2 separate regions of the Homo sapiens genome follow, and region 1 is linked to region 2. Evidence: read pairs that join two places in POLR2A ChIA-PET (ENCODE). Cell type or tissue: CD4-positive, alpha-beta T cell. All regions are shown on one strand.

Region 1 (2,500 bases), 62 kb before region 2:
TGATTTATCAGTGTTGATGTTGACCTCAGTTACCTGGCTGCTTGTAATGCAGCTTAGACTTCTAGGTTGATCAGTTGTACAGTCTAGTTTAAAATGTAAAGCGCTTGGCTTTGAATTTCCAGTAATTCGAATAGAGTAAAAAGATCCAGGCTGGATCCAGGCAGTGGCTCATGCCTGTAATCCTGCACTTTGGGAGACCAAGGCAGTAGTATCACTTGAGCCTAGGAGTTTGAGACCAGCCTAGGCAACAAAGCAAGACCCTGTCTCTAAAATATAAATAAATGAATAAAAATTAAAAATTGGCTAGGTGGCCGGGCACGGTGGCTCACACCTGTAATCCCAGCACTTTGGGAGGCCAAGGCGGGTGGATCACCTGAGGTCAGGAGTTTGAGACCAGCCTGGCTAACATGGTGAAACCCCATCTCTACTAAAAATATAAAAAACTAGCTGGGCACGGTGGCATGCATCTGTAATCCCAGCTACTTGGGAGGCTAAGGCAGGAGAATCGCTTGAACCCGGGAGGCAGAGGTTGCAGTCAGCCAAGATCGCACCATTGCACTCCACCCTGGGCAACAAGAGCAGAAACTCCGTCTCAAAAAAAAAAAAAAAAAATGCCAGGTGCGGTGGTACATGCTAGTAGTACTAGCTACTTGGGAGGCTGAGGCAGGAAGCTTGCCTGAGACCAAGAGATTAATGCTGCAGTGAGCCATGAATGTGCCACTGTACTCCAGCTTGGGTGACAAAGTGAGACCCTGTCTCAAAAAAGAAAAAAGGTAAAAAGCACTAACAATGTGAATTGGATATGTGCTTAAATTATGGATGCTTGGTTATTTCTTTCCTTTTCTTTTTTTTCTGAGAGGGAGTCTCACTCTGTTGCACAGGCTGCAGTGCAATGGTCAATCTGATAGCTCACAGCAACCTCCGCCTCCCGGGTTCAAGTGATTCTCCTGCCTCAGCCTCCCAAGTAGCTGGGATTACAGGCATGTGCCCCCATGCCCAGCTAATTTTTGTATTTTTAGTAGAGACAGGATTTCACGATGTTGGCCAGGCTGGTCTGGAACTCCTGACCCCAGGTGATCCGCCCGCCTTGGCCTCCCAAAGTGCTGGGATTACATGCGTGAGCCACCGCGCCCGGCCTTGGTCATTTACTTGTTTTTTTTTTGAGACAGAATCTCGCTCTGTTGCCCAGGCTGGAGTGCAGTGGCGCGATCATGGCTCACTTCAACCTCTGCCTCCTGGGTTCAAGCGATTCATCTGCCTCAGCTTCCCGAGTAGCTGGGACTACAGGTGCATGCCAACACGCCCGGCTAATTTTTGTATTTTTAGTAGAGACAGGGTTTCACCATATTGGCCAGGTTGGTCTCGAACTCCTGAGCTCATGATCCGCCCACCTTGGCCTCCCAAAGTGCTGGGATTATAGGCGTGAGCCACCATGTCCCACCTTGATCATTTACTTCTAAGCACTAACACAAAGGCGTTATTTTTCCTCCAAGGAAAAATTTATTATGTAATAAAGATAAAAAGAATATGTAGTTAAAAGGTAATACATTTACAAGATTTGAAAGTAAGGCTGGGTGCGGTGGCTCAAGCCTGTAATCCCAGTACTTTGGGAGGCCATGGCAGGCAAATCATGAGGTTAGGAGTTTGAGACCAGCCTGGCCAACATGGTGAAACCCCGTCTCTACTAAAAACACACAAAAAATTAGCCGGGCATGGTGGCAGGCGCCTGTAATCCCAGCTACTCAGGAGGCTGAGGCAGGAAAATCGCTTGAACCCGGGAAGGTGTGGGTTGCAGTGAGCCGAGATAGTGCCACTGCACTCCAGCCTGGGCAACGAGCAAGATTCCGTCTCAAAAAAAAGAAAAAAAAAAAAAAACTAGGCTGGGCATGGGCTCACGCTTGTAACTTTGGTAGGCTGAGGCAGGCGGATCACTTGAGTCCTGGACTTTGAGACCAGCCTGGGCAACATGGTGAAACCCCATGTCTACAAAAAATACAAAAATTAGCCAGATGTGGTGGCAGGCTCCTGTGATGTGGTGGTAGGCGCCTGTTGTCCCAGCTACCCAGAAGGCTGAGGTGGGAGGATCATCTGAGCCTGAGAAAGTTGAGGCTGCAATGAGTCATGATCATGCTACTGTACTCCTACCTGGGGGACAGAGCAAGCCCCTGTCTCAGAAACAAAAAGTAAAAGTAAAATTCAGAAAGATACATACAAGGCCGGGCGCGGATTAAGGCTTGTGCCTGTAATCCCATCACTTTGAGAGACCGGGGCAGGTGGATCACTTGAAGTCAGGAGTTTGAGACCAGCCTGGCCAACATGGTGAAACCCTGTCTCTACTAAAAATACAAAAAAATTGGCCGGGTGCGGTGTCTCATGCCTGTAATCCCAGCACTTTGGGAGGCAGAGGCGGGCGGATCACTAGGTCAGGAGATCAAGACCATCCTGGCTAACACGGTGAAACCCCGTCTCTACTAAAAATACAAAAAATTAGCCAGGTGTG
Region 2 (2,500 bases):
TCACTATGTTGCCCAAGCTGTTCTCAAACTCCTGGAAGTGATCCTCTCAACTCAGCCTTCCAAAGTGTTGGTATTACAGGTATGAACCACTGCACCTGGCCCCTTCCTTTTTTTTTTTTTTTTTTTTTTTTTTGAGACAGCATGTGGCTGTCACCCAGGCTGGAGTGCGGTGGTGTGATCTCAGTTCACTGCAACCTCCACCTCCCAGGCTCAAGCAATCCTCCCATCTCAGCCTTCCAAGTAGCTGGGACTACAGGTATGCGCCACAGTGTTTGGCTAATTTTTGTATATTTTTGATAGAGCTGGATTTTAGCATGTTGCCCAGGCTAGTCTTGAATTTCTAGACTCAAGCAATCTGTCCACCTCAGCCTCCCACAGTGTTGGGATTACAGGCATGAGCCATCATGCCCAGCTCCCTTTCTCTTAAAACATGTTCTTCATTTGATTTCCAGGACATCAACTGTTCTCCTGCACTCTGTGCCTGTGCCTTCTCAGTCTCTTTGCTGGTTCGTTCTCTTATCCTAACCAATTATTATTGAGCACAGGCTAAGTCCTTGGTCTTCTTCTCTATCTAAACTCATTCCTTTGATCTCCCTCATGGTTGAAAATTAATTTATATGTTGAAACCCTTAAATTAAAATTTTCCAATCTTAACCTCTTCTCTGAACTCCAGAAAACATATATACAATTACCAATTTGACATTTCCCTTGGATATCTAATAAATGTCAAATTGAACATGACCAAAACTGAACTCCTCATCTTCTCCCCAAATTTACTTCTCCAGTGTCTTCCATATGTGTATACATACATATCCTTCCAGGTGCTCAGGCCAAAAACCATGACATTATCCTTGATGCCCTCTCTTTTCTTCACATCCACAGCAAATCTGTCAAAATATCCTGTTAGCTTTGCCTTCAAAATACATCCGGAATCTCCACAGCTACAGTCCTGGTCTAAGCCACCAGCACCTCTCACCTAGATTACTGCAACAGCCTCCTTACGTGTCTCTGCCTCCATCGTTAACCCCCTACAGTCTAGTCTCAGCATAGCATCTAGAGTAATATTGCTAACAGCTGAAACACAGCAACGGCTTTTCATCATACTCCAAGTAAATGCCAAGGTCCTTACAATGGCCTGCAAGGCCCTCCAAACCTCCCATACCATTGATGCTGTCTAGACCCATACCACCACTTTCCTCCCTTGCTCACTCCAGTCTAGCCACCATACCCTCCTTTGTTGTTCCTCTATCATGCATGACAAACTTCTGTCTATGAGTCTTTGCATTTGTTTTTCCTTCCTTCTGAAATGTTCTTACCCCAGATTGTTCCAGGTTTGTTTTTTTCTTGACAGGATCTTGCTCTGTCACCCAAGCTGGAGTACAGTGGTGTGATCACAGCTCACTGCAACCTCAAACTCCTGGGCTCAAGTGATCCTCCCATCTCAGCCTCCCAACCAGCTGGGATTAGAGGTATGCACCACGCCTGGCTAATTTTTTTATATTTTTAGTAGAGAAGAGACAAGGTCATGCTATGTTGCCCAGGCTGGTCTGGAACTCCTGGCCTCAATGTGATCCTCTAGCTTCCGCCTCCCAAAATGTTTGGATTTCAGGTGTAAGCCCCATGTCAAGCACACAGTTTCTTTACCTCTCTCAGGTGAGCTCAAGTAGATTTTTTCAGAAAGACCTCTCTTTACTATCAGATATAAAACGGTGACTCATCCCATTTCCACACCCTAGCATTCCCCATTTCTTCCCTGCTTTATTTTCTCTAAAGCACTTATCACTTTCCAACGTACTTCTTGATGTATTTATTGAGTTGTTTATTGCCTTCTATAAGAATTTAAATTCCAGAAGCACAGTTTCTTTGTCTGATTGTTCACTGTTGCATCCCTAGAACCTAAAACAGTGAGGGACATATCAATCTTTATTTTATTATTTTTATTTATTTATTTGTTTTTGAGATGGATTCTCGCTTTGTCACCCAGGCTGGAGTGCAGTGGCGTGATCTCAGCTCACTGCAACCTCTGCCTCCCAGGTTCAGGCAATTCTCCTTTCTCAGCTTCCCGAGTAGCTGGGATTACAGGCGTGCGCCACCATGTCTGGCTAATTTTGTATTTTTAGTAGAGATGGGGTTTCACCATCTTGGCCAGTCTGGTCCAAAACTCCTGACCTCAAGTGATCCGCCCACCTCAGCCTCCCAAAGTGCTGAGATTACAGGCATGAGCCATTGCACCTGGCCAATTTTGTTATAGTTTAAAATGTTTATTTTTTACTTTTTGAGACAGGTTCTCTGTCATAGCTCACTGTAACCTTGAACTCCTGGGCTTAAGTGATCCTCCTGCTTCTGCTTCTCAAGTAGCTAGGACTACAGGTGCAAGCCACGAAGTCTGGCTGATTTTTAAATTTTCTGTAGAGACAGAGTCTAGCTATGTTGCCCAGGCTGATCCTGAACTCCTGGCCTCAAGTGGATTCTCCCATCTCTACCTCCCAAAGTATTGGGA

Evidence for each region. Peaks named below come from ENCODE experiments on the same cell type or tissue, not always from the same donor. Only the 100,000 strongest peaks of a DNase experiment are listed, where the experiment ranks them.
Region 1: POLR2A ChIA-PET joins it to region 2 with 5 read pairs; 3 of 35 experiments call an interaction of 5 or more read pairs at or near these places.

Annotation. Positions count from the first base shown.
Region 1 is chr11:18,460,001-18,462,500 of GRCh38, forward strand. The region is part of intron 1 of LDHAL6A (lactate dehydrogenase A like 6A); the gene reads left to right. Among named protein-coding and RNA genes, the nearest start is that of LDHAL6A, 5.4 kb to the left of the region's middle. In CD4-positive, alpha-beta T cell, no CTCF peak of the experiment used is centred here; no DNase peak of the experiment used is centred here.
Region 2 is chr11:18,521,564-18,524,063 of GRCh38, forward strand. The region is part of intron 1 of TSG101 (tumor susceptibility 101); the gene reads right to left. Among named protein-coding and RNA genes, the nearest start is that of TSG101, 4.1 kb to the right of the region's middle. In CD4-positive, alpha-beta T cell, no CTCF peak of the experiment used is centred here; a DNase peak (open chromatin) is centred at 1,028.